2 separate regions of the Mus musculus genome follow, and region 1 is linked to region 2. Evidence: chromatin loops called from intact Hi-C (ENCODE). Cell type or tissue: left cerebral cortex. All regions are shown on one strand. Links, peaks and the distances in the headings refer to the core of each region. The heading gives the core; the rest is flanking DNA. Region 1 overlaps Pygb (brain glycogen phosphorylase). Region 2 holds the start of Abhd12 (abhydrolase domain containing 12).

What was found. Peaks named below come from ENCODE experiments on the same cell type or tissue, not always from the same donor. Only the 100,000 strongest peaks of a DNase experiment are listed, where the experiment ranks them.
Region 1: a loop joins it to region 2, with 2.7 times the contacts of the local background. A loop is called at or near these places in 10 of 42 quality-filtered maps.

Annotation. Positions count from the first base shown.
Region 1 is chr2:150,824,564-150,839,360 of GRCm38, reverse strand. Pygb (brain glycogen phosphorylase) reads right to left here. Exons shown (of 20, transcript NM_153781.1): 16 at 12,891-13,032; 17 at 12,049-12,256; 18 at 10,783-10,917; 19 at 9,667-9,733; 20 at 7,613-8,999. The coding sequence ends at 8,847. Abhd12 (abhydrolase domain containing 12) reads left to right here. Exons shown (of 13, transcript NM_024465.3): 8 at 583-620; 9 at 967-1,046; 10 at 1,927-2,009; 11 at 4,010-4,088; 12 at 4,955-5,082; 13 at 6,221-6,846. The coding sequence ends at 6,260. Among named protein-coding and RNA genes, the nearest start is that of Pygb, 45 kb to the right of the region's middle. In left cerebral cortex, for the core only: a CTCF peak has its summit at 10,490 (motif pointing left); DNase peaks (open chromatin) are centred at 8,158 and 8,797; H3K27ac peaks cover 1,518 bases.
Region 2 is chr2:150,896,262-150,911,058 of GRCm38, reverse strand. Abhd12 (abhydrolase domain containing 12) reads left to right here and starts at 6,328. Exons shown (of 13, transcript NM_024465.3): 1 at 6,328-6,702. The coding sequence starts at 6,512. Gins1 (GINS complex subunit 1 (Psf1 homolog)) reads right to left here and starts at 1,465. Exons shown (of 7, transcript NM_027014.1): 1 at 1,266-1,465. The coding sequence starts at 1,340. In left cerebral cortex, for the core only: no CTCF peak of the experiment used is centred there; DNase peaks (open chromatin) are centred at 6,288 and 7,289; H3K4me3 peaks cover 3,433 bases; H3K27ac peaks cover 1,707 bases.

The DNA of each region.
Region 1 (14,797 bases), core at 5,902-10,901, 73 kb after region 2:
TTGGCATGTTCAGCTTAGCAGGGAAGACCAAGAAAAAAGATGTACCTGGATTCTGCAGAGTGAAGTCCTAAAAAGAGCCTTGGTCCTTGTCTTCTGATACCTTCCTCTGCGAGCATACTGGCTCAGCCCTTACTTAGCCCCTTTCCTCATGTGGCTATCATCCTGCAGCCCTGCTGGGAGGAGGGAGGGTACCCCAGTGGAAGGATGCTAGCTTTCTCTTTGGTTGTCTGCACAGCATCTGCCAGGTGTTATTCTAAGACAGCAGGAGGTCCCTGACCCTGGTAGATGACAAGTGCTACTGTCCTCCTGTCTCTCAGCAGTAACTGTACCAACCAGCCAGTGTACCAGGTGAAAGGAGGGAACAGGGCAACCTGTGGGAGAGATCACATGTCTGAGGACAGGAGGGTGGCTGCTGTCACCTTTTAAGAAAGGTCAACTTATGGTTCACCTTGTTCCTCCCGCTCACCCTGAAGCTCTCAGTTAGCTTCTCGGGTCAGAGTCTCTGAGCATTTTCCAGGATCCGCACAGCTTCACTTAAAAGGATTTTCTTCAGAATTCAGCTGAACTGTTTTTTCTTTCCAGAGTGGCAACAAATCTGGTACGGCGCCTCTGTGAGCGAGGTGAGAGAGCCAGGCACCGTGTGGCTGGGGACCATGTTGTTAGTGATCCGATCCCTGCTATGCATTCTTGCTTGGCAAGCAAGGTCTAACTGACAAGCTGCACAGTGATAGCATGAGCTGACCGTCAAGGGTGGGGCCCCAGGTGTTCTCAGAGTTTGCCCCGACCTGCCCTCCCAGTAGGATCCTTTAAAGTCATCTGGAGCCCCTTGGGGGCTGGGGCTGATAGTGGTGGGAAGCTCCTGCAAAAGTGGGTACCTGGTCTCTCTGTCCTGTCTCCACACCCCAGCCCCTAGCTTCACTGGCTCTGTCACTTCTTACCCACTGTCTATTCTCTTTGTCTATCTAGAGACGCCACCAGATGCCCTTATATTGGAGTCTCCATTCACAAATATTCGTGAAGAAGCAAAGAGTCATCCATTTTCAGTGGCAAGTATATGAAAATAAAATGTATTTTCATTATTAAAATGATAATTATGAAAATAAGAGCAAGTAGATAATGAAACTAGTCATCATAAAAGGAATGACTTAACATTTACTAAAGACTCATAGTTCTCGGCACTGGCCTGCCCATAGAGCTGCCAAAGAAGGGGGAAGTAGCTTTCAGCCCAGGGCACTGGCATTGTAGGAGGCTTTGCCCCTGTGGCCACATTGCATACCCAGTCCTATTTGGCTTCACTGCACACCTGATCTCACAGCATCTCTGCCCACTTGGTGCTGTGGAAGGCTACAGACTAGCTCCCTCCTTGGGGTGGAGCCTACACTATGGGTACTAGAGGATTATTAGAACCCAGGCTCAGTGCACTGGACATCCCAGGATTGTCTCAGAGTAAAATCCAGGTAACCTTGCTCTAGGGCCGGTCCGTCCCCACCTCTCCCTCATGGGGTGGAATCCATCCTTTTCCCCACCCCGCCCTGCTACTTCCCACTTCAGCTCCTGACCAGTGTGTGACCTGGAGTAGGTTTCATGCTCCCCCCATGCCAGAACACCCCTTTATTTTCTCATGTCACTGGTGCTGCCTCTCCCCGACAGTTTGTGAGGAAACAGCCTTTGAGTCCCATTTCCTTGGTGGGCATCTGTCTTTCTGTCTGTGGAGAGTCTGGTTTGTGGTTGCACGTGAGCTGTGGAAGCCCCATCTGATCTACGGGGCCGGATGAGTCTTCTCTTCCCAGTCGCAAAGCCAGGACAAAGCTGGAAATGGAAACTGCACGTCTCCTAATTCCTTGAACCTAAACTGCCATAACTCTCAGCCTTTTCCTTCTGCACAGCTATCTTAGCCCTTCTGAAAACGCTTTCTGTCTTGTTCAGATATACCGATACTTCCCTGGCTTTGACTGGTTCTTCCTCGACCCCATTACAAGCAGTGGAATTAAATTTGCAAATGACGAAAAGTGAGTATTGTGGTGGAGTGAATAGAAAGACACAGGGCCCCACCCCATGACTCAGCGCGGTATTAGCCCGACAGAGTGGGCTTCAGAAGACCCACGGCTGGTCCCCCGTGTCTTTTGAAAGGGAAAGTCAAGTTGAGCTTAGTATTAGAAAAAAGAAAGAGCATTTAGATGGCAGGGCAGGTCTGTCTCTGCCACTGTGTGCAACCCGGGAGTCAGCATCCCAGCATCCCGGGTTTCTCCTCCCACCTCGTCAGGCAGGCTCTCGCGCTCTCTCTCGCTGTTTCTGCCGTGCTGCATATTTATTCTAGGCATGCTGACCCACAGCTTCTGGGCCATCCTCCTGCCTCTGTTTCCTGTCTTAACCGCAGGGGTGCTGGGATTACAGATGCCTGCTACATAGGCTCCAGAAGTCACATTATATTGTCAGGATTGTGCAGCGAGCGCTGTATCTACTGAACAAGTAGATAATGAAAACAGTCATTAAAAGGGAACACTTTTCTTTTGGTATAGAAGTAAAGAATTGTAAAAAATTAATAACATATTTTCGTCCATATATTTTTCCAGTCTAGAACCCAGGGCTTCTAAATAGACATTAAAGCAGTATTTAAATTTAATAGTGACCACATTGAAATAGATGTGAAAACATAAGCAGTTTTCCTTCAGGTATGTATTTTTGCTTCTAAAAATAAAAATGTACCATATTAAAATTTAAGTAACCATTACAAACAAAACCCCTTGCTTAAGTATTACCATTGTAGATCTTACAAGACAGTTATCTGAGTAAAGCAAATTTGCTTTTAAAAAAAGTGAGTATTGGCCCCAGGAAGCCTTTGGCTCCAGCTCTCCCACAGAGATAGGTGGATATGAGTAGCTGCGGACCGAGCACCAGTGGAACCTGCTTGAGCCTGCATAACAGCTTCGTGGGTAAATGGGACCCTCCTGCGCTCACGTGGACAGTTTCTGTACCAAGGATTTGCCGCTTTCTCCAAGAGGCTTAGGTTAAAGGAAACAGCTTATCAGATGCCTCACCACTGGGTGCTTTTCTTGTGAGCATGAAGACCTGAGTTTTAGCTCCAGAACTCATGTAAAGAAAAAGCCAGGCATGAAGATAATGCTTGTAATTCAAGTGCTAAGAAGGCAGAAACAGGTTTCTGATTGCCTGAGGTCAGTAAGAGATCCAGTTTCAAAACAAAAGGTAGGCAGGCACCTGGAGATAATGTCTGAGATCATCCTCTGGCCTTTACCTACATGTACATGTGTGTGGGTATATACACAAGAAATGCACCAACATGAGTCCTATGTGTGCTGGGTGCCAGCTAGTAGGACATTATGTTTGGGGTCGCACGCTCTCTCTGTCGGGATGGCACTGTGCTAACTTCAGGGAAGTGCACAGCTCTATTAGAGGTCAAGATTGAAACAGCTCAAGTGGCTACCCCAGTCGCCCTGTCCAGTCCTGGTAGCTGCTCTACAGGACGCTGTGGCTTGCTGAAGAACTCTGGCTCTGTTGGACCTATTGTGACATTTGCCATTAAGGACTCAAAGCTAGAATGACTTAAATGACAATTACACAAGATTAAGTGGAGCACGGATTCTTTTAACCAACAGGTTCTTAGTAATACCCATTTGCAGTAAGATTCTTAGAGCATTTAAATACCCTTATTTGTAAAGATTGTGTGTTGTTGTTGTTGTTACTATTAATGTAGCTACTGGCAAAGTTAATGGTTTTCCATTTTCATAAAATACGCAGGGATCAGATGTTGGGGAGTGAAATGACCTCTAGATTGACATCTTAACACTTAGCTGAAATACATAATTATTTCAAACAAAACAGAACAAAACCTAAGAAGTTATTTCTTAGTTCTATAGTAAAAAGAAACGTAGCTACATTCAGGCTATTAAGCACCAAGGAAGAACACACCATAAACCCAAATCTCTGCCCAGGGTGATGGGTACAGGCAACCCCTCTTTGGTCTCCACCTAACAGCCCCTTTCTCCTGCAGTATGAAGCACATCTCCTGTCCTCTGCTCATCTTGCATGCCGAGGATGATCCAGTTGTGCCCTTTCATCTCGGTAGAAAGGTGGGTGTTGTGTGATGCTGCCCCTGGTACAGTAGTTGCCATTCGCCCTCAGTGTAGATCAGGTTGGGCACGCAAGGTAGGGAAGCAGGCTCTGCCCGCTGTGTTGTGAAGTGGGCTCCCATCACAATAGTCTGCATCTTTTCCAGGTGCTTGACGACCTATGAGGTCTACTGTCAGGGTCAAGAGCAGACTGCTGTTCTATCCACCAGAAACTATGACAAACAAGCATTAGAACCCAGGCTGACATGGGAGGATTGAGGGGACCACTTGTGGCTCAGTTGGCAGAACTCATGTAAAGACATCTAGGCTATATTCTTGCCTTCGTGGATAAACTGCAGGGAGGGACCTAGCACTTGCTGCTACTAAATCTGCATTGACTTTGCTGCTGGAAAGCTGGCTTAGATGGGGGGTGAGGGGGCGTGGCGTGTAAAGAATACCATACTGGGCACAGGAGTGCCTAGAGAAGTGCTTGGCATGCCTCATCAACAGACTTGGCACACGACTCGCTTTGGGCAGGCTTTATACGTTACACAAAGATGAAGCCATCCAAGAGAGTGTGAACTGCCCAGCAGCGCACCCCTGGTGCATGGAACTGAGCTACCCCTTAGCTGTTTTCAGAGGAAGGGCACTGTGGAAGTAGAAGAGCAGAAAAGGGGTCATAAATGGTGGACTTTATGGACGTGGCAATGCCTAGCATTCCCAGACTCTGGCTTCTTGGACCTGGCTGTGTAGGCTGTAATGACAGAAGCAGTGTCTATGGGCACTTGGGCTGTTCTCTGGAGGAAGCACCAGTCTTTATTGAAGGGGAGAGGTCATAGGCGGTTCTCCGTTGGGCTCTAGGCTGATTCCTCTCTCCCTCTCACCAGCTATACAACATTGCTGCACCATCTCGGAGTTTCCGAGACTTCAAAGTCCAGTTTATCCCCTTTCACTCAGACCTTGGCTACAGACATAAATACATCTACAAGAGCCCAGAGCTTCCAAGGATACTGAGGTGAGACATTCTCTTCTAACCCTTGAGCCTCTCTGGACAGCTAGCCTCACACCTAGCTGTGCAGCAAGTGACAGTCACTGAAGCCATTTGAGCCGCTCAGAAGTGTGCTGCAGGGTCAGTGATTCAAGGGCCTTCCACCAACACCATGTAGACGTTACAACGTTTGTTCTCCTTTCTTCTGGATAATATGATCAGATGGGGCATATGGTCTTCCGGTACACATCGCACAAACGCACATGAGCACACGAATAGGGGAGTACCTAACAGTGTGCACATGTACCATCCTTACTCAGGCTGCCATGTGTGTGCAGAGTGTGCAAGCATCCTGGGGGCCTTTGAGTGCACATGCACCACTCCCAGTACATGGAAGGCTTCATATGTACAGGAGTACAGGATACAGCTTCCTAAAGGGAGGCCCTGTTTCTGGCTACTACACACTAGTCACTCTTGGACAAGATGTAGGCTGCAGCCCAGAACCAAAGTATGAGTGTGGAGTAGCAAGGATCAGTTTCTGACTGGCCTCCCATGTGGCCATCCTCCATGCTCCTACATAGATTTCCCCATAGCATCACCTAGCTCCTTGTCAGATGACCCAGGCTCCACTCGCCACCACTCAGCAGTCCAACCCTCCCTGCCCACCATACTGGGGCTGCTGTGCAGCACATGAACCCAGAGCACTGGGCTACTTGTTGAGCACTGTTGCTGCTGAAAGGAGTCCGCTGTTCATGCTGGTAGGCTTGAGAAGTGGGCTAAGGGCCAGTTATTCCCAACCTGTGACTAAAACTGGTTGCTTAAATTATCTCCCAAAGAGCAATATCCTGTGTAGTCCAGACCCTAGATCCTTAGAAATTCCAGAAGCAAAGCTACATTACAGTAAAGGCTGCTATTTGGGGCAGGGAGCTGAATAAGTTCTGTTTAGAATTGACATCTTTCCCCTCCCCATTCCCAGCCTTGCCTGGGATTTGACCTGGGAGCTGCAGTGTTCTTCCTGCCTCACTCCGAGGGCCTTCTTGTCAGGTGGCCCGGAGCCCTAGATTCTTTGCTGCCTCTACCACCTAAGGCAGCCACTTGAGGACTGTGGGAGTGTGCTCTTAGGTCCAAACACAGTTTCACTTAGGCTTACCCTTCTCTGGTCTAGGGAATTCCTAGGGAAGTCGGAACCGGAACGCCAGCACTGAGACTGGCCCATGAAGGAGCATGAAGACCCACCTTCCTTCCTTCTCCCCTGGACAGCAGCCTGGCACCCCGAAGCCCAGAGTGCCACCACCTGTGGTGCTCAGGAGCCCAGTGCACACCTAGAAAGAGGACTCAGACACAGCGGGCAGAGGCTCCTGATGGACCTGTGAGGAAAGCCCGGTGGCAGGCAGGTGGCCCCCCCAGCCCTCTGGTGACCACTGTATCTGAGCTCTTTTTGGGAAGGCTTATAGACAGCAGGTGGACCCCATATGCTGGGCATAGGGAGCCTGGGAAGGGCTCAGGAGCTCAGGACCACTCCAGGCTCTCTGGCACCATTGCTTAAGATTCAGGAAAATGGTTCTTTCTGCCCTTCCTAGCGTTTACAGAACAGACTCCAAGTGGTTCAGTTTGTCTCCTACAGCTCATTTACCTGCTTGCCTTCCTCAGCTGTCCCTGCCTCTCCTGGCATCTGATTACCCACAGTAAGGGGCACCTGGATCTGCACTTCTTCCATTCTGCCCACCTGTCTGTCACCTAACCTGGCCGTAGACTGAGCATTTATTTAAGAATAAAATCTCGGTGGTGGTCTATTTATTGTTTTCTCTACAAAGCAGGAATCAGAGTTTCTTCCTTTGCTACCCCTCACAGCTCTGTTCCTGACCCCTGCCCCAGACACAATCCCCACAGAAGTCAAAGATCTGCCCCCAACTCTTCAGGCACTGGGTTCTGCTCTGAACGGAGGCACCTACTCCTAAAAGGCAGGCCTAGACAAAGAGCCCACATGACCACGCTACGCAGGAACATTGGCATGGCCAACACAGAAGCACTGATCTTCCAGAGGATATGAGCCGTATAACCAGGACCTGGGAACCGGCCAGACTCATTTCACCAGTGTCTTGGTCCAAGTGTGTTTGGCCTTTTGTCAAAGCAGCCTGACCTAAAGCTGTCCACCTGCAGACTAAGCAGGGCTGAGAAGTTAGAGCACAAGGCGTAGCAAGACCTGACATGAGGAGCAGCCGTGGGCTAGTTAAAGGACCCATGTCTGGAACTCATGCTCACCCACAGCAAAGTATCATAGCGCCGGCTCCCTAAGTGATCCTCACGACACGGGAAACAGGCCTTCCCTGCCTCACTCTAGGCCAGGGATTTAGCTTTACTGAACCCAGCCCGTGGTACCCACCATCAGGGTCCTTGTATAAACTGGTCTGTGCCAGCAACTTGCGCCTGGCTACAAAGGGACAACTGCAGCCTATTCCACAGGGTGACTATCCAGGCTTATATCCTCTAGCCTCTCGAGGGAGTTACCTGAAACTGTATGTCATGGTGGAAATGCAGATACCACAGTGACCAACCATAGGCATAGAAGTTTAATCCATTTCTCATACAAGGAGGTAATAGCAAGTAGTAGAAGGGTGGTCATGTATTGCGGCTTCAGGGGACCTCATGCACAGGGCAGCAGATGACCAGCCCTAGAACCTGCCCACCCACCCCCACAAGCTACCACAGTGGCTCCGGTGATTTAAGTCCTGAAAAGACACTTCCCAGCAAATGCTCCCATGGTGGGGAAAGCGAGGGGTTCTCCTGCCCACCCCCAACCAGATAGAGCAGTGCAAGGTGGTGAAGCCTCTGGAAGGATAGTTTTATGTGGTTTCTATGACAACGCACTCTCCTTTGGGCGGCACTTAATGTAGATTCTGCCCTCTGAGGAGCACAGCTCCTGTGGTGGGTCCTCACCATGCTGCTGTAGCAGAGTGGAGTGTACACTGGACCCTCTGCAGGGCCAGCAGCTTAGTCGTCAGCCTAGCAGAAATATCCACACTGACCAAGTTCAAGGTTTACTTGCTAAAAAGGAAGGCTTAGCTAGTTTCAGTTCCTCCTGAAGTGTTATTTCCTGTTGAAAAAGCAAAGAACTAAACCAACCCTCTATAAAATTGCCAGTCCTCAACCAAGGTCTCAGTTACGGGATAAAGGTCTCTCTCTCTTCAGTGCTCCTCTCCAGGGGTTCTGGGTTCTACTTGACACCCACAGGGTTCCACAGATGGCTAGAGGCATGGCCTATATGGGTCAACCACCCACATACTCAGTACAGTCAAGGGCAAAGGACAGGAAGCTGTGAGCATGAAGCCTGAAGCAAAGGTTCTACCCAGCAGGCCAACAAGACCACACACTGGGGCTGGCTGTACCCTATGGCTGGTGACCCAGGTACTAGCAGAACATAGGAACACTGGCTACCACAGATCCCTATTCACACCCCAAACTAAAGGCTTAAGCTCACTCAGCTACGTGCAGGATTTCAGGGGCTCAGCTCCACTCCCTCCCTGCTCGGCCTCTGGGGATGATGATGGGCTGAAGCTGTGGGGACCATCTCTGCCCATCTGTGCTGTGAACTCTGCAACAGTTCTTCTGTAAGAAGCCAGGAGGATGCCACGCCTTCTTCCTCATCCAGGTCCTCAAAACCATTCCCATGGTCCTTCCTGGAAGCATGGCACTTCGGATAGCAGGGACCAGCGGCTGCTTGCAGTGCCTGAAGACTGGCGTGGGCACAGTCAGCTAAGCAAGCCACTGCTCTCACTGTGTGGGATAATTAATTAGTCCTTGGGGAGGTTGGGGGGTGGGATCTGCAGGTCAGAGGGCTCCACACCCCAGATCTCCCGGGCGTATTCAGTGATGGTCCGGTCACTGGAGAACTTGCCAGAGCAGGCTATATTCCTGATCACCTTTTTAGTCCACTCCTTGGAATTCTGTGAAGGGAAAAACAGACTGATTAGCATTTGGCAGAGCTAAGGGATCCTAGGAGCCCAAGCCTTCAGAGCATGATGACATTAACAGATAAACTCTGAGCCTTGGGGCAGCCTGTGGTAGAAGAGACTGCAGCCATGTGCTCACAGAAAAGCCCTCACTTGGCCAGAAGAGACACACTGGATTAAGGGACCGGTTGCTTAAGACAGGATTACTGTTTTGTCTTCTAGAGGCTCCTAAGGCATGGCTCGCAACATTAAGCCAAGAGCACAAACTGGTGAGCAACTGCCACAGGCAGACCCAGTGTCCAAAAATGACTAAGCACTCCCTTGTAAGACTTCAGCTTCATTACAGCTTGCTCTAGAACTTCAAAACTGTCCCCGGACTGGAGGCTCCAGACGTCAATGGAAGGAGCCTTCTAGGAAGATCTTGATTCTCGTGGGCCAGACCCGTGGGTGATATTTTCAGGTTCCTTATTCTAGTTTTGACTATCAGAAAAGGTTTTCCTCATGACACCTAATGCCCGGAGAGCTGACCTAGAAACAGGCTGGACAGACTGATATCAGAGCAGCCCACCCCTCTGGTCTCAACCATGGGTTGAGAAGTGGTCTAACCCCCAAACAGATCCACACAGACCTAGCCAAACACATCTAGGCCCACAAGCCTTACCCGGTATAGACGGTCCACCTGGGCCTGGCATTGGATGTAGGCTTCATAGTCTGCAAATACCTTGAATCTGAAACAGGAGTAGGAGGCTGGGTCAGGGCAGGATGTGCAGTGGGTAAGGAGCCCAGCCTAGAATGCCTGTCCTCTGGTATTTCCCAGAGGACAATTTCCCAGCCAGTTGATTGGCCCAAACTAATGCCGTTCATATCCTCCCAGCTCTGTTGGGGGCCAAAGTGGAGACTATTCTGCCTGTGGGTACCAGGCTGTACTAAGTCCACAGGCTTCTCTGAGAGTCCTTAGGTTCTGGAGGTGCTTTTTAGAAAGTCTGGTTTCACCAATTTCTTTTAAGGAAATTGTCATTTCCAAAATAGGTGTTAGAAGTGCACAACCCAAACGGCAAGCCCACGGTGCATTTTATTTTATTATCTAGGCAGAGGCATGACTCACTATTTAAAAGTCCCTCATCGTAGCCTCCAACAGGGTCCCACTCTGTGCTGTGCATCTAGTCTGAAGCCAGTGGGCAGCACTGGCTTTAAAGAACCTTAAAGACAGGTTCACCAGAGCAATCCAAAGTGGAGAGGTTAACACCAGATTCAACTTTTACCAGCAGGGTAAACACTACCCCGAGGCACCAGTGTCTTTGTAGACCTGCCATCTAACTAGGTTGGGTATAACCATGCCATGTTTAACGATATACCTCAAACACTGACTACATTGTAAGTTTGCAATGAGACAAACTGACTCCATTTTTACCAGGGAATGTCCCTGAGACTAACACTTATCATAGATAACCTCCCTGCCATCACATAGAGGGTGCACTCCTGAGCACCCTCTGCTGGTCTGCAACAGCCCAGGGGACAGAGCTCCGCCTTGTTCACACCTATGAGGACTGGGGGCTGGGTGGTCCAAGGTCCCCGAGGTATCACTAGAAGCCACTGCAGATGTGGCTGTGAGTCTGGCTGTGGTAAGGTCTCCTGGACTGAGGCGGAGAGAAGATTATAAAACCAGATCTGACCCTCATAACATGGAGTTTTCAGCCCACCAGGAGAGTTCAGCTGTCTCAGTAGTGGGGACTAGTGGCCAACTTGGAAAGCCAAAGTAATAGAGGTTGTCTCCTACCTGTCGTGGTACATCAGCATGTTAACCACGTCCTTGAAGCAGTCTGGATCTTTGGGAGAAAAGAAGCCACTGCTGATCTGATCCACAGCCTGCCTCAGCTCAGGCAGGCGCTCATAGAATTCTCTGGCATTGTACCTAGGAGAGATGAGGTCACTTAGCACAGGAAACCCCAGACAAGCAGCCTCAAAGACAGGCTGTGGGAACAGGTTATGCTTGAATAGAGGTTATGCCTCTATTCTGTGGCAACTCCTCCTGGTGGCCAAGGGTATCAGCTACTGATCCATGTGGCTTCTAGGCCCTTGAGATGTAGCTGCTTAGATAAAAGTCAATCCCTGCTTCCTTTACTATTCAGAGAAAGGTTATCACCGTATCTGTATTACACAAAAGGCTCCCTTCATCTTTCTGCTAGAGAATTCAAAGTCCACCACCATAAAATCCTGGCCAGAGCTCTGAAAAACAAAAAAACCAAAGGAGTACACTCTGAGAGACATGATGCCTGAGAGGGTCCTAGTGGGACCCTAGAATGAAGGACTAAAGCCAGACAGGTTGGCATAAAGCTAGCTGTGACTTACCAAGAAATCTGAGAGGAATGAGGGACATTCAGGCCCCAGGACACAAAGCTGAGAGAGAAACTGAGACACCCTACACAAATACATGAGCTCTTGGGGTGACAAGGACAGTTTGATCTCACTGCTACCTAAGGTCTCACTGAACAAACACATTCACACCTCCAGGAGTTCTGGAAAGCAATTAAAATTGCACTGTCTTTAAATTCACAGGCTAGGTTCCCTCATCAGTGTCAGGGTCAGGAAAAGCAGCTGCTTTCAGATCAGAAATGGGGATGCACAACGACCTCGGCCACCAAAGGCAGGAAAGGGCAATACAGCATGGACTTTAACAACAGTGTGTCACTGGGAGACTGTATACCCGCAGTAAGATGTAAACAGTGGGAAGCTGGACGAGTGGGAGACAGAAGCTCTCTGTACTGTTTGAGATTTTCTGCATTCTATTTCAAAATGGCGAGGTCTATGGACTGTGTCTTGTCTGGCCCTGAGTTACGGTAAAGTCCCTGTAGGAAGAGGCTGGTAACCAGGGCCTCAGTTGACGGGAGGAGTGCTTGTCTCGGTCGGGGACATGCAGGAGCAGCCAGACTCCTTGGGAACCTCATGTTTTGTACTTATGAATGGACTCAATGAGTACTGAGTCCCTGACCCATGTCACCTTTTACAGCCCCCTCCCCAAAGCTGTCACATATCCAACACATACCCTTTCTGGTCCAGGGCCTCGACATCTTCCACCCGCATACCAAAGATGAAGAGGTTCTCCTCCCCGGCCTCCTCGGCCATCTCCACGTTGGCACCATCCATGGTGCCGATGGTGAGCGCTCCATTGAGCATGAACTTCATGTTGCCTGTGCCCGAGGCTTCAGTGCCCGCAGTGGAGATCTGCTGGGACAGGTCAGCCGCTGGGATCACTGCCGGGAGGTAGGGACAGAGAAACACAGGATGGCAGCTCAGCCTAAGGCCTGCTTCACCCACCCATTCCACATTCCCTTTCCCCCTTGAGATAGCCTGTCTCCAAGGAGGATGATCTTAGGATAGGAAGCCAGTGAGCTCACTGCCAAATAAGCAAGGAGACTGACCACAAAGGAGCCACCTGAATTTTCAAGACTCCTCTGGACCAGCTTAGCTAAGGCTTTGAGGTCCCCAGAAAAGGATGACAGCAGTGCTGGCACAAGCAGCACACCTCGAAGGAAGAGGGAGAGAGGGGGCAGGAGGGAGGGAAGAGAGACAGGGTGAGGACAAGGTTCAAGGAAGGTTCAGGGACATCAGGGGAGTCACACTATGCTGTAGTGAGAGCCCCAAGGGCAGCAGGCAGAGCTGAGGGTAGGAGGAGCGACAGTGAAATCCAGGCAGGCACAAGGAGGTCCAGATGCCAAGAATGACGCTGGCTCTGCCTATCATGTGCAAAGGCTCTTGGACATACTCATGACACACAGTGTTCCCCTGGCTGGTGACTTAAGTGGAGAACAGGCAGGCCTGATCAGCACTGCCAACCCTGTCTGTTCCCAGCCCCAAGCAGAACCCAGTCAGGGAGTCTAGGGTTACCTTTCTCAGCTAAAGACACACGGTAGTTCTCCAGGAAGATCACTCTGAGCCTGTCGCCCACAACTGGATCATGATTGACAACATCTCCAATGGATGTGACCAGCTTGATGATCATCTTAGCCATGTGGTAACCAGGAGCTGCCTAGAAAGAGGAAAGTGAGAGTTAGGGGAACTTAACATCAACACCAAGTTCAGGTTCCAAAAAGGGTCCAGGGAGCACTCAGTGACACTTCTGCCTCCTAGGCATGTGAGACAGGGACCTGTGAGCCATGGAGACGTGTGCCAGGCTGGCCAGTAGACTGCAGACCATGGAGGTCACACCGGCAGTGTCCCTGTTAGTGTTGGGGAAATAGAAGGACCTAGCTTTGTCTGTCTTAACTTCTACTGACTCCAAATGTCACCTCACTTGTGCGACTTACTAGCCTTGAATTTGATTTTTTTTTTTTATTCTAGTCAGTGTTTTAGAAACTACAAGATGTAGTGGTGCGCACCTTTAACCTCAGCACTCAGAAGGCAAAGGCAGGTAGGTCTCTGTGAGTTTGAAGCCAGCTTGGTTTACATAGTGAGTTCCATCCAGGACAGCAAGGGTTACATAGTGAGACCGTGTCTTAAAAAAACAAAAACAAAAACAAAAGAAAAGAAAAAAAGAAACTACAAGATAAAAGAAATGAAGACTTCTGGAACTACTAACTTACAGAAACTACAGAAAATGAAGAGATATACTAAAATGTACCGGAGGGATACTGTAGTGGTTTGAACATGCTTGGCCCGGGGAGTGGCGCTATCAGGTGTGGTAGCCTTGTTTGAGGAAGTGTGTCACTGTGGATGTGGGCTTTAAGAACCTCCTCCTAGCTGCCAGAGGCTGTTCCTTGGTTTCCTTTGGATGAAGATGGAAAACTCTCAGCCTTGCCTGCACTATGCCTACCTGGACACTGCCATGCTCCCCTCACCTGGATGATAACGGACTGACCCTCCGAACCTGTGAGCCAGCCCCAATTAAATGTTGTTTGTTATAAGAGTTGGCTAGGTCATGGTGTCTGTTCACAGCAGTAAAACCCTAAGACAGGTATGTTCAGAAAAGGCTAGCCTCAAGAAAAAGCCAACTTCTTTAACAAATATACTGAAAATTAAAGAAGACATAAGGAAAACTCACAGGTTTAAGAAAAACTAAGACATCAATCTCAACTTGAGGACTTTCTTCGAAGTCTTGATTCAAACTATTAGAAATACTTATAGGGCCAAGTGTGTGGTAGAAAGCTTGTGACAAGCCCTGGGTTTTATCCCAAGCACTGCAAGAGTGAATGTAACTTTAGCTGGACACTGTGACTCTTGCTTGTAGTCCCAGCCACTCCAGGGCTGAGGCGGGAAGATGACTTTGGAGCCAGTTTGGGTGACATAATGAGAAGCCCCAACTCAAGAGAAAAACATTTAAACTTCAGTAAGACAAAGTGGGTAGCGGTCCCACAGTATTTATTGGCGTGGAAGAATCCTTTTCCTGTGTGATGTATGATATCCCACAGTGATGCTGAAGATTAAAACATCTTGTAGTTTTGCAGAAACGCCACTTGAAAAGATGGACCCTGAAGTATAACGTGTTGTATCATCTGGACTTCACTCTGAAGTGGTTGAGCAGGACGCTCGGCAGTCCTTCCTACTTTTCTCTAAGTTTTTTTTTTTTTTGTTGTAATTACTTTATAACCTCCCTAAAAGCCCACACTGCTTTGGACTGTACATACTAAAATACTAACATATATGATGTCCAAATTTGCTTCCAGAATACCAAATGATGAGTAGGGGTAGAGACCAAACAAGGAGAGGTGAGCTGATGTTGTGCCTGACCCTCCAGGCCCTATCATCTGAGGAGAGGATGGCCTTTCGGCCAATGGCAGTACCTATGTCTACCTCAC
Region 2 (14,797 bases), core at 4,696-9,695:
TGTCTGAAGACAGCATCAGTGTAGTCACATATGTAAAATAAATAAATAAGTCTAGAAAGAAAGAAAGAAAGAAAGAAAGAAAGAAAGAAAGGAAGGAAGGAAGGAAGGAAGGAAGAAAGAAAGAAAGAAAGAAAGAAAGAAAGAAAGAAAGAAAAGTGCAATAGGGGCTGGAGAGATGGCTCAGTGATTAAGAAAGAAAGAAAGAAAGAAAGAAAGAAAGAAAGAAAGAAAAGTGCAATAGGGGCTGGAGAGATGGCTCAGTGATTAAGGGCACTGGTTGCTCCTTTAACCGGACCCAGGTTCGACACATCTAGCACCCATATGGTGATTCATAACTGTCTATAACCGTCAGTTCCAGGAGAATTCACTGATCTCTTCTGACCTCTGTGGACACCAGGCATGCACGCTGCCACATATATACATGCACGCAGAACATTCATACACACAAAATTTAAAAATAAATCCTTAAAAAACAAGCATTATAAAACTACTGAACTACTGAATATTAGAATAGTCTCAAATACATTATACTGAGCAAAAGAGGCCAGAAATAAAGACTGCATTCTACATGATTCCACATGGCCCTGTTCCATGACGTGTCAGCTCCTAGCCAGCCGAATGAACCCAGATACATGGGGCGCGGGGGGGGGGGGGGGGGGGGCGATGGGGGGGAGAGGCAAAATCTACAAACAAGAAAAGCAAATCTATGGTTTACAAAGGCTGAAGCTGGGACACAGCTTCATAGCAATCCCCAGAACTACTGGGGTTATATTAAGATGCTACTGGCTCATCAAGAAGCTGGCTATAAAAATGCATGTGGATCTGGAGGGATGGCTCTGGCACCCACAACCCACCTATAACCCACACCCTCTTCTGGCTTCCATGAAGCACCTTCATGCAAGTGAGACACATACTCATAATTTCTTTTGTTTTGTTTTGTTTTTTAAATAGAGTTCCAGGCCAGCTTGGACTACATGAGGACTTATCTCAAAAAACGAAAACAAGAAACGCTCAGATGGGGCAAGTCACCAAATCAACAGGTAACCTAAGTATGAGTCTTTTTCTTCCTACGATTTGGCCCCGTTTCAAACTTGTTTCCGATCTCGGAATCTAGCAAAGAGATAAAGTTAGCCCAGCAACCAACAAAAAAAAAAAAACCTCCAGCAAGCAACAGCAGGCATAGGCTCCGCCCCAAGGCATGAGGCCCCGCCCTAGGCCCCCAGGCCTGGCCCTCGACACGCCCCTTCCCGGCCGCCGCTCCTCACATTAAAGGCCGGCAGCTGCCCTTCCGGCGCGCGGTGTAACTCGCGGACAAGCTCCATAGCTTTTTCGCAGAACATGACGGACGCGCCCGGGTCCCGTGGTCCCGTCAACTGCCAAGTCACCCCAAACGGTCGCTAGTTCCCAGGCCGCGGCACTTCTATTGTTCAGAGTCGCACAACACCAGCAACCAGCTCCTCGCTTTGGCGCCAAATAGGCTCAACCAATAGAAGTGCACTGGTGCGGGGTGGGGATGGTGGGTGGGAGAGAACTGAGCTACGGTGGCCGAGAAGGGACATTTAATTTTATTGAGCAACCTCACTGAGCTTCAGGAAAATTGGGGTTAAAGAGAATGGTTTCCTCCCTGGCAAAGCCAGAAAGTAAATTGCGTCTAAGATTGTGGGCTGAAACAAAGGGCTGTTTTCGATTGTCCAGCAAAGTAAAGTGCACATTCTTCTCCTCCTTTTTATTTTTTCCATTTGAATTTATTATCTTTAGATTGCAAGAGGCACCTTTAGGTTGAAGAAAAGTCGAGAAAGTACTGGTTATGATGCAGTGTTTGAGTTTTGCAGTGCCGGTTGTTTAACATTAAAGAGAAACCTTTTTTTTTTTTTTTAAACAGGGACTTGGGGATTGGAGGGGTGTCTTTTTTTTGTAATTTATTTATTATTATATGTAAGTATACTGTAGCTGACTTCAGACACACCAGAAGAGGGCGTCCGATCTCATTACAGATGGTTGTGAGCCACCATGTGGTTGCTGGGATTTGAACTCAGGACCTTTGAAAGAGCAGTCAGTGCTCTTACCGGCTGAGCCATCTCCCCAGCCTGAGAAACCGTCTTTTATTGGGTACTTTTAGTATGGTAGGAACTATGACATATATTTCAGTTAATTCTCACAACTTTCCTTAAGAGATTACTAGTATGCAGAACTGGTAAACGAAAACAGTTAACTCTCTGCAGGTCACATGGCTCATAAACTGACTAGAATGGGATCTCTATGCTTCGCACTTTCTGCTCTGGCACTTTTTGATTTTAAAACAGTTAAAAATATTCACAAACTGGAAAATGTCGCAGATAACAGCAGTTTTAAAATTGGTTCTGAACTGATGGTGGAATGCCTGCAATCCCAGAACTTTTGTGACAGAGAAAGATTACTTCAATTCAGTTCAGGAGTTCTAAAGGAGCCCATCTTAAAAACAAACAAACAAAAAACAGTAAAAATACTCTTGATTTGCCTTCTGTTTCTGTGATAAGACACCATGACCAAAGATAAACTAAAAAGGAAAGGGCTAATTTCAGCTTGCAGTTGTAGTTCCATGCCATAAAGGGTATTCAGGGCAGGAACTCAGAGATCCTGGAAGAAGGCTGCTTACTGGCTTCCCATGGCTTCCCAGGCCTTGGGGTGACACTCCCCTTAGTGGTCTGGGCTGTCCCAAGTCAATTATTAATTAAGAATACTCCTACAGAGTGGCCAAGCGATTCTGATGAAGGCAGTTCCTCAAGATTCCCTCTTCCCAGATATAATTACGTTTGTGTCAAGTAGACAAAAATTCTCTAACCTTCACAACCCAAGATAAAACCATACCATAAAACCTACTTGTTTCATTCACACCCACACCCACCCCCTTTGAAATTGGGTCTTACTGTGTTGACCAGGCTGACCTCAGAGTCATAGAAATCCACCTGCCTCTGTCTCCTGGGTGCTGGAATGAAAGGTGTGTGCCACATTGCCTTACTATTTAGCTGATTTTTGAAAAAAGTGTTAACGTCTATAAAACAATAATAGATTTTTGTCTTGTTCTTTTGCAAATGTAGCTAACAAGACTGTTAGAGTAACTGGACAATGTTGAGAGAGGTGTTTCAGAGAGAGGTCCTGAGACAAACTGTTCTTCAAGTGAGAGCTTTGCTACTTATCAATTCACATACAGTATGGTAGGGCTCTGAAGAGGGGTACTTCGGTTCCACCAAACTAAGCAGAGATCCTAGAAAAAAAGTTGCAGAGGGAGGAGGTGGTCCAAAGCCACAAGGTAGTAGGCATGGAAAGTACCTCATGCTACATGCTAGCTGCTTAAAGTCAGTTTGCCTCTATTTCTGGGTCAGCTGGGGAAGGCAAGATTTTGTGACTTCAGAGTCAAAGCACTGGTCTGTCATATTCCTGTAGCTGTTCCTGGAGGAAGGGAGGCTGCTTGGAGTGTGGCGTGATCTGTTAAGGCTGCAAACAGGACAATGCCCCCACTTTAAAAAGAAACCACTTGTTGAGGTGTTTGTTGTGCCTCATGTCTGTAATGCTATCACTCCAGGTGCTGAAGCAAGAGTATTCCAGAGAGTTCCAGGCCAACCTGGGCTAGAGTATGAGACCCTGTCTCAGAAAGCAACAGATAGGTAAGTAGGTAGATAGCTAAATAAATAGGGATTTTCTTTTTATGTCAATTAGGGATACTTAGGTACTATAGTGTCTATTAAACTCTCAAAATACTGCTATAGGATTATGATTCACAAACCAGTAGTTTCATCCATGTCTAGTTTCAATTTCAGCTAGGAGGTGAGTCTTTTATTGACCTTTAGACTTCTTTACTTTTAAAATGGGAACAGTAGAATACCCATGCGCAGCCTTGATGATTCTATCTTTCCTTCAGCAAATATTTATGAAGTGTGTACTATGAGCCAAGCATTGGTCCGGATACTGAAGATAATGCAGTAAACAAGGTCCTTTCTTGGAGTCTATCTTGCAGTGTGGAAAACATCAATACAGATAAAGATGTATCAATGTCAAGTATTTTGGTGCTACGCACTAGCCAGGATAAACCCAGAAAGGTGAACGCAGCAAAAATGAGAAGGTCTGAGAGTTCTGAGTAAGTGTTCGGCAAACATAACTCTCATAGGGCAGGGGTGTAACTCTGTAGATAGTAGGCTTTAGGAAGGCAGGGTTTTTCAACAAGAATCAAAGTGTAAAGGTCTTGGGGAGGGGCTGTGTAGCTTTGTGAAGGACCATGAGAGAGGCAGTGATCCTGGGAGAAGTTTGATCCTGAGAAGTGGGGCTGGAGCTCTGTCAGGTAGGCTATTGTAGAGCCTTTTGGATACAAGCTTCCAGTTTTGAGAGAGGTGGGAACCAACCAAAGGGTTTTTAGTGACAGATTCAGTTCTGTGGCAGATGTTAGACAGAAGGAAGCAAAACAAAAGTGAAGGCAAGAGGCCTCTTAGACCTTTAAGGAAATCCAAGTGAGGAATGATGGCTGTTTGTTTGGTCCAAGGTGGGGATTGGTGGAGGAGATAGGAACTGGTTAGAGGCTGGATTTTTGATACAGGGCTGATGTAAAACTTGATGACGGGTGTGGTGTCATAAAAAAAGAAAAAAAAAAGGAAAAATCAAGGATGAAACCAGAGTCTTGACTCCAAGAAAGCCAAGGATGGAGTTCCCATTCATTTCTTGGGAGGGAAAGGGGATGAGCTAGGAGGGTTGAGTGCCTATTAGACGTCAACAAGAAGTAGAACATTTGATAAAGAGCCTTAGATCTAGAAAGGGTATGACCCAGAGATACAATGGGAGCGTACCCAGTGTGGAAGCATATTTAAACATTAGGAGACCAAGAGATAAGGATCATATTGACAAAATCTAGCTCTACACCCTCTCTGTCTCCTCCCTCCAGTTCTTCCCCTCCTCCTCTTCTTCCTCCTCCCCCCCCCCTCCTCTGTATAATGGAACCCCAATCCTCAGGTATACTGAGGAAATGCTATCACTGAGCTATATTCAGCTCTTTTTATTTGTGTTATTTTGAGACAGAAGCCGCTAAATTGCCTGGGTTGGCCTCCAATCTGCAACCCTCCTGATGTCAGCTTCTGTAATAACTTCAGGCATGTCCTACCAGGGCTATTTGTTCTTTTGTTTTTCTATAAAGATTTTATGACTGATAGGTCAAAACTATCTTTAAGCATTTAATTTCCTTTTTGAATATTCAAATCTATAGTACTATTTTGTTGATGTTTTAAAGACTGTAGATATTCATACAGTATGAACATAGGTTATAATATAGCAAAAATGGTAAAGAAATTCTTGAATTGCAAGTTGTAACTATCATTACAAAGGCAACAACATAATCCATTACATTTCTAAGTTCCTATTAAATCTTTATCAGTTGCCAATATTTTTCAAACTGATTACATGCATGTTGAAATTACAAAAGTAACTCATTAGTAAAATGCATGCTATATCAAACAAAACAAAAACTATTAAAAGCTACAACGTGTCCTTTCATTTTTTTTCAGGTGGATTGAATTATTAAATTTGGATGTCAGAGTGCAAATTCCTCTTTGAAACGGATTTCCTTGCCTTCTTACCAGTCCTAATCGTTCTTATGAAGATCCAAACTTTAATAGAAGACTTCAAAGCATACGCAGGCAGTTCATTTTCTTACATTCAGCGAAAGAAAAAGTGAATATATGGGAGGCAGAGGCAGGCGGATTTCTCAGTTCGAGGCCAGCCTGGTCTACAAAGTAAGTTCCAGGACAGCCAGGGCTACACAGAGAAACCCTGACTCGAAAAGACAAAAAAAAAAAAAAAAAAGTAAATATAAACTTGTTTAAACAATACATTAGCTACTGGAGTCTCTCTCTCTCTGTAAAGCTTTTTTGTTGAGTATATCAAATCTAGAGAACATCTGGGGCTCTAGCTTTTTAGGGGCGCCAAATGCCCTAAAGAGGGAGTAGAGAGAGCCTATTTTGCCCAGCAAACGGAGCTAGTGCCCTCAAGGACTCCCTAGCACCCTCCCCATTCGGACCACTTAGATCTTAGATAGGGCCTGCCTCAGTTCGTAGGCAGAGGGCACCTGAGTTGCACCTAAAGCAACCCAGCAGGAGAATCCAAACTGGCCCTAATCCGTTTCGTAAACGCACTAAGACCCTTCAGACTAGCCCTGCCCTGAAAATGACCCGCAGTTTCAGCTTATTCCGCCCTTCTCCAAGATGGCTGTGGCTGGCGCTGGGGATGCTGGGCGCGCTGCTTGTGAAGCGGAGCTGCCGGGGGCGTGTCTGGGGCGGGGCTTCCTGGACTCGTGCGCTGATTGGCCGCGGTGGCCGACCGGCCTCCGGCGCTGGTCCATAGCGGGCGCCGCGGCCTGGGGCTGGGATGTGACCCGCAGTGGGCTCCCGGCTCCGGGTGGTGACGGCTGTGAGCGGCGGCGACTGCAGCGAGGTCGGCGCAGGCGGGCGGGCGAAACCAGGGCGCCGAGAGCTGCTGCCGACAGGGCCGCGGGATGAGGAAGCGGACCGAGCCCGTCACCTTGGAGCATGAGCGCTGCGCCGCCTCAGGCTCGTCCTCCTCCGGCTCGGCCGCCGCGGCGCTGGACGCCGACTGCAGCTTGAAGCAGAACCTGCGTCTGGCGGGCAAGGGGACGGCAGAGCCGCACAGCGCATCCGACGCGGGCATGAAGCGGGCGCTGGGCAGGTGAGATGCGGTGCAGACACGCGCGGGCCCCTCACCTGGAGGGCAGGTAGTCCCAGGCTCCCACCTTCAGAGATCTGCTGCGGGAGCATCACACGGTTCCATCCTCCCGGCGTCCTCTTCGACCCTTCTAAAGACTACCTCCCCTCGTCTGGCCCGCAGGGACCGTCCAACCCCATTCTTTCCTCCAAACATCTGCCTCTGGAGCTCTCCTTCAACCCCCATCTCACCCTCCCACCCCCTCCACGAGCTGCTCACTAACCCACCCAGCACCCTGGCTGGCATCCTTATCAGGTTAGCCTGCAGAGATACTTAGTGGTTGAGTCCATAGTAATCAGGGGCCCAGTATTCCTGACTGGCTCTGGAAAGAGTCTCCCGAGGAGTTTGAAAGGCTGCCCTTAAGAAGAGGACCACGCAGGGTGAACGGCAAGACCAAAGACCCTGCAAGTGCTCTTAGCCAGTTCACCTGCTTTGCCTTGACCGTATATGGAGCTCAGTAGCAACTCTCCTGTCTGGTCCTTCCCTTCGCTAGCTAATCGCAGGTCAGAGCTGCATTCACCGACCCCCTTTCAAGGGTTAAGCCGTTTTCAGAATCCAAAGGAAAGGATGGATGGATGCATCCATTCTCAGCTGTTGGAGAGAACTGGTGGTTGTCTATGCAGGTAGTTAGTTACAAAGCACTTGAAATCTGCACAGGAATTGGTCATTGAAAATTACTCTGTAAGGTCCTGGAATCTTCTGGGATTGGTCGGTGAGTTAGACTTGCATCCTTCTTTTAGGATGGAGAAGAGGCAGTTATGTAAAGCTGATCTCAAAATTGAGTAGCCTGTTTTATATAGGAATAGGTTTCTTTCCCTCTATCTGGTTTCTTAATTTGATAGTTTGTAGACTATTATCTCTGTTGGCAGTTTTGAAGCCTTGATAGTGTATGACCAGAAATATTAGTTTGCAATGTTCCTAAGTCAGGAGTTGTAGCAGTCATTTCTTTTTGCATCAATTGATCGTTTGTTGTATATGTTAAACATTTACCCAAGAAAGAAAATCAGAGCTTGAAGCTCTGTGCTTAAAAGATCATGAACTTCAACTACCGAGATCTTTAAGTCAGTGATTCTCCATCTTGCAGAAAGACCAGAACTGGCTGTTTGTAGGTAAAATTTACTACCAGAGCGTGGGTGAGATTGCTGATCTGGGGAAGGCTCCTGCCATCAGGCCTAATGACCTGAGATCTATCCTTCTTGTGACTTAATGGTGAAAGGAGAGAACTGTCTCCCATAAGTTGGCTTTTGACCTCCATGCAGACCACCTCACATACATGCACACAAAATAAATGGATAGCATGTAATTAAAAATGAACTAGCAGGTGATCAATCTTTTGAAAGACTTATGTACTCTTTACTTTGTCTTAAGAAAAGTTTACCTTCTTTAAAATCCCTTGATAATTCGATTGCACTTTTATTCATATGCTTTGCATATAGCTTAGATAACTTAGAAATTCTTTCGTTGAAAAAAAATCAAATTGCTATGTACAGCCATGTTTGGGAGGCCAGCAGGAATACTGCTCTGACACCTTCCTTGCATTAAAAGGACCTGATTGATATTGTAGTACAAAGAGAATCATTCAGATGGTGCCCACATCCTCTGAATGAACAGAGGCTTTGGGGGAATAAAGCATAATGAAGGAAGGCCAGATCGGACCGGACCATTACTCCATAGTTGTTTTCCCCTGTTGCCTTGGCCAGGCTTTCTGGCGCTTCACTCAGGCCAGCCCAGCGCAGCCCTGTTTACCGTCTTACTTACCTGACTTTGTAACGCATGAATACTTGTTGAGTTGTTTTACCTGTCTCCTCCCCAACAAGAATGGAAATGCAATGAGAGTAGGTTGCTCTCTCCACCTCTGCATTCCCAGGGCATGCCAAGAGATAGCAAACAAACAAACAAGCAAACAAATAAAATTTAAAAAGCCCGTTGAGTAAGTGAGTATCTACGGAATAAATTCCTAGAAGTGGAGTTGCTGGCCGGAGGGTGTGTTGATAACTAGCAGGTAAAGCCAAAGTCCGCACTGAAGAATTAGTACTGATCGTGACCTCTGTCAGTGTAGGTTGCCTGCTCCTAAGACATTTGGACCTTGCTTATTTCTTTTAACTCTTCTTTTTGGATACTTGTAGCGACATGCAAGTGGATAAAATCTTCTGATGGCCCTCTATCTGTCACACACTTTTAAGCTGTCACTGTTTAGCATCTAGAATCATTCCTCTTCTCGCCATTTTTTCCCCTCAGGGTGGGAACTAGACTATTTTTGAGCAGATTTTATTTATAAGTACTTTAGAATTACTTGAATGAAAAGAAGTGATTTGAAACAATGTAATAGTGGGGTATCATATATCAGCTATGTATAACATCCAGTCTGCACAGCCATTTCCTAAAATCTCAGAAATGCCTTACTGATTACTTTATCTTAAAATTCTGTTTTTCTTTTTCTTTGTTCCCTATGTACTTCCTTTAGAAAAATTCTATACACTCTTTTTATTTATTTATGATTTTGTGTATGTATGATTTGTGTGTGGAATTACTTGTGTAATGTAAAGGTCAGAGGACAATTTCAGGAAATTTGTTTTCCCTTCTACTTTTATGTAGGTTCTGCTGTTGAACTCAGTTCTCCAACACCCCTTTACTGGATAAGTCATCTTGCTGGCCTCTCTCCTATGCATTTTTATCCTAATTATTTCTTTTGTTGTTGTTGTTGAAAATAGGATTCTTTATCATAGCATGTATTCTTATTGTTTTAGCTCATAACTAGTAACATTATTTCTCATGGTTTTTACAGTCCATTCTCTTTGGTCTTCTAAGTCTTCTGTGATGACAACTGTAAGTAATAAGAATTTTGTCCCTTGTCTTCAAATTTTTATGTCACTTGTTTCCGTCTCTTTCCTGATGCATGGTATATCCTGACAGAAAGCCAAGTACTATCCATGATTCTGGACATCTTTGACTAGTCCATGACTTTACTGACAGCCAAGAACTGTGGGTGATACCGGGTACCTTGACTAGTTCATGACTTTATTACAGTTAAGTGCTATGTCTGATACTGGGCACTTTCATGCTTTTACTGATAGTGTTTTTGATGGTTTGTTTGTTTGTTTGTTTTTGGTTTTTGCCATTAAATGTAATGCTAGTTCTTTTGCTAAGGAGTTTGTTGCTGGTGTTTTTTTTTTTTTTGTTGTTTTGTTTTTTTTTTTTAATGGTAGCTGGATTTTTAAGTGCCATTTGTGTGGGGTGGTTTTTTTTTTGTTTTGTTTTGTTTTTTTTAAATATGGTCTAATCAACTTAAAAACAAAACCAAAAAATCCCACTGTAGCTAATTCAGATGGAAAAAAATTTGAGACCAAAAGCCCCCATTTTGTTTGTTTTAAGTTCTGGGTGGGCCAAAGGGTGATTTTTTTTTGAAGGTAAATATTTGATATAATTAATATAGGAACCCTATGCCCTGGGAAGAGGAATGATAATAATTTGCTTTGTCTGATGAGCAGAGATGGGCAGATGAAGGATTTTGTAGGAGTTTCTTTTTCTTCTTGTAACCTTGGAATTCTTGACAGTGCATAGAAGGTACACATGTTCTAACTTGGACCCTGAGAAGACACGTATTCAACCTACAGGGATGGCCTTTCTTCTCCCAGACTTTCGACCAAATCTAGGGATGGACAGATACAATGAGCTGCATGGGAGGTTTCGTAGTCTTATGACTCTTCATGTAAATACCAAGGAACACAGTCAGCACCTCCCATTTTTCCTTGATCCAGAGAAGGGCAACCATCCAAGATGCTGCTGACTTTATCAGAAAGACAGGAGGCTGAGGTCAGGGTCCATGCCCTTCGACTTTAGCCTTTCCAAGGTATCGCCTGCAGCTTACATGCCATGCATCCCTGCGTGTGTGTCTCATCATCATCCTTAACCTACAGATTAAAATGAGAGGAAGTTCACAGCTGGCCTCTCTTTATCTCCTTTTTACTACCACACCTGAAATAACAGACTTGGAGCCAGCGATTACATTGCAGCAGGTTGGCTGTTGTACTTCATCTGGGCTCCCGCTGGGTCAGCCTTTTCCCATTGTTCCTTACCTTGTCATGTTGCTCTATAGCCTGACTCCAGATTTTATTAGGGCTGTATTTTCTATATTTCTGTTGACAAAGTTCCTTTTAGCCCACAATCACTATTCCTTCCCAAGTCAGCTTTCTGTGGTGACTCTGGCAGACAGGTCTACACTGTGGGAGACGCTTTCTGTGGTGACTCTGGCAGACAGGTCTACACTGTGGGAGACGCTTTCTGTGGTGACTCTGGCAGACAGGTCTACACTGTGGGAGACGCTTTCTGTGGTGACTCTGGCAGACAGGTCTACACTGTGGGAGACGCTTTCTGTGGTGACTCTGGCAGACAGGTCTACACTGTGGGAGACGCTTTCTGTGGTGACTCGGGCAGACAGGTCTACACTGTGGGAGACGCTTTCTGTGGTGACTCTGGCAGACAGGTCTACACTGTGGGAGACGCTTTCTGTGGTGACTCGGGCAGACAGGTCTACACTGTGGGAGACGCTTTCTGTGGTGACTCTGGCAGACAGGTCTACACTGTGGGAGACGCTTTCTGTGGTGACTCGGGCAGACAGGTCTACACTGTGGGAGGCGCCTTGGGGGACTGAGACAGACTTCTTGACCTGTTCAGGAAGGCCGCCTTAAAGAAAGAATCATGGACTTTTCAATACTTTAAAATGCCTGGATATAGACAGAATCTCTTGTGTACTGTGTGGAAGCGTCACCTGTCAATAAAAAGCTGATGACCTATTAGCTGATACAGTAAACAGTAGGTGGGACGTCTGGCAGAGAGAGAGAGAAAGAGAGAGAGAGAGAGAGAGAGAGAGCGAGCTAGGATTCTGGAAAGGGTCAAGAGCAGGGAGATTTGCCCCAAACTCTGAGGAGACAGATGCATGAAACTGTCATAAGGAGAGGTAACCAGTCATGTAGCACACAGAGAATAGAATAAACAGGTTATATAAAGTATGGCCTAGTCAGGGAGTGATTCAAAGCTTATGGCCTAAGGATTTATTCATAATTAAGTCTCAGAGTTGTTATTTATGGGAACAAAGAGGTTGGATGGAAAAGCTGTGGCTACAACGGGGTAGGATAGCAGCAAGTGGGTCAATGGGGAAAGATGCTTGTTGCACAAGTCTGGCGACCTGAGTTTGATTCCTGAAACCCATATATAGGCAGAAGGTGAGAAAGCTACAAAGCACACGCAAACAAAGTAATATTTTTAATATTAAAAAAAGTCATGGAAGATAGTTAGTTTATCAGGTCTGTGCTAATAAAGGTGGAATCCTGTTCGAGATTCCTGCTCTCAAGAGAATACTTGTATTTCAAATAAAAGATGCAGGAAGACTGTTTAATGACACAACTATGACAAGCTTCAGGTCGGTGCTGTTTGTCCACAGTTGGTACCATGAAACTTAAGGGTTCAGTGGCTTTGTGCTTTGCCAGGGGATCTGTCAGCACAGCAAATCACTTGTCCTGTTCTATCTTGTGGACAGAGGGACCAGCCAACATAGGGAAGATAATAGCCAGAGTGCTAGACTAAAATGGCCTTTATCTAGATGACCTGCCCTTTGGGTCTAGTTTCCCTTGTACTAAATTCCATATTTTATGGGATGCTGCGTAGTGATCTGAGTCTCTAGTGAGCCTTTTCAGAATCTGTGGCTTGGCATGAACTGCTTAACCTCTGAGTCTGCTTTTCATCTGTAATGTGCGGATAAGAATGCCTCCCAGTTGGATTGTCGTGAGGCCCAGGTGTGTGGAAAATTCCTGGCACTTGGTGAGCATCTTCTGGTACAACCATCCCTGTTGTTATTACTAATGTCATAAGCTAAAGGAACTGAGAAAGCTGTTAGCTTGTGTCATGAATATATTACTCCTCCCACTGCTGCCCCCAGATTACAATGCAGCACTTCATACTTGTGCTTCTAGTATATCCTGCTTGGTGAGCGTATATTTTTTTTTATTACATATATTTATTTGTGGTTTTTATTTTGGGTGGTGGGAGCAGCACTCACATATGATGTGGACGTCAAAAAATAGCTTGTCAGAATCAGTTCTCTTCTTTCACTATATGGGTCCCAGAGGTCAAACTCGGGTCCTCAAGCTTTGCCAGCATCTTTACCTGTGAGCCATCTGGTCAGCCCTGTATATGTTGACATTCGAGCATTTCTAACTATACTGGTGGGTCATCCAACACTTTTCTAAGCCATTTTTACCTTGCTCCTTTCCCGCAGCGTGCTCTCTCGCTCTCTCTCTCTCTCTCTCTCTCTCTCTCTCTGTGTGTGTGTGTGTGTGTGTGTGTGTGTGTGTGTGATACACATAAGGTCAGAGGGCAGTTTTTTAGGTGTCAGCTTTCTCCTACCATATGGGATTGAGCTCAGGTTGCAAAGCTTGGGCAGTGCCCTTACCCTGTGAGCCATCCTAACAGGCCTGAGCCATTCTTTTAACAGTTTGAATAGCTGTTAGGTGTGATAACACTTTAAGGCTGCAGTTTACCTGCACGAACTGTACCTTCCTATGGAGAGACACGAGACAAAGGGAGAGAAATAATGTTGGGTGCTCTGCTTACTCAGGAGAGCCATAGAGCCAGTAAGAGACCAGTTTTGGCTGGGTGGTGGTAACAAACACCTTTAAACCCTGCTCTTGGGAGGCAGAGGCAGAGGCAGGCAGATCTCCATGAGTTTGAGGCTAACCTGATCTACATAGTGACCAGCAGAACATCTAGGGCTACACAGAGAAACGAGAGAGAGAGAGAGAGAGAGAGAGAGAGAGATCTTGTCATCAGGCAAGAAAGACATTGTCAAACTTGAGTTGGAGATGGAAAGAAAAATGTGGAATTCAAGAAGGCATTATCAGGATTTTCTGATTGCTTGAATGGAAGAGTATGGGGTGGGGGGAGAGTCTTTTCTGAGTAACTGGAAGAATAGAGCCAACTACTGTGTGCTGAGAAGGGAACTCTCTTAGTTGACATGCTGCTGCTGTAACAGTTCCACAGACTGGAGAAGTGAGGTTTTGTTTTTTTGTGGGTTTTTTTTTTTTTTTTTGAGACAGGATTTCTCTGTGTAGCCCTGACTATCCTAGAACTTGCTCTGTATACCAGGCTAGCCTCGAACTCACAGAGATCTGCCTGCCTATGCCTCCTGTGCGCTGGGATCAAAGGTGTGTGCCACCACTGCCTGGCTAGTTTTTTTTATTTGCAGTTCTGGAGTGCTGTAAGCCCAGTATCAAAGGGCTGCATTTGAGGAGGGCCTTGGTGCTACAGCTTAGCACGGTAGAAGTTATCACATGGAGAAAGAGTAGTCTAGAGAAGACGGAGCAAGTACAGGAGAATATTTGACTGTGTAGCAAGCCCTAATTCAGTCTTATCAACCCATTAACCATTTCACCCTCTCAGTACAATCCCATTCATCAGTAAGTTTCAACATGTGCTGGGTATGGTGGTGTATACTTCTGGGGATACTAAGGAAAAAAAAGAAGGATCATGTGTGGTTTTGGCCAAACCATTTTTTTTTGTCATTGTATATTTTGGAAGAATTCAAACTATAGCATTTCATTATAATAGTCTCACAGATCTGAAAGAAGTCACATTATAGCATCAACTCAAATGTCCTAAGTTCAGAGTCTTATCTGAATCAGATATTAGTGACATTGAAAGCACAGTTCATCCTGAGGCCTGCTGTGAGCCTTAACGTTTAAAATAAAATGGTGGGGCAGGCGTTGCAAAGGGTGAGGTAGGCAAGAAGAAAGAAGTAGCTGGGCCCTACTAAGTCCAAAGCTCATCGGAGAAAATAACATTTATCTAAAAGGTAAAGAATGGTGTTCTTTAATACTGTATCCCACCCACATCCTGGGCACTGTAGGACAGTAACAATGTGTTCATGTGTGCTTGAATTTTTATGTCTCCAGCGTGCCTGCTTCCCGTAGCTTCACTGGGCTTACCAGCGGTCGTGAGTTGGAGTCTTTTGTCTCAGTTCTCCCACAGTTGGAGTCTCACTGGTAGCTCTACAGTTCTGGGATCT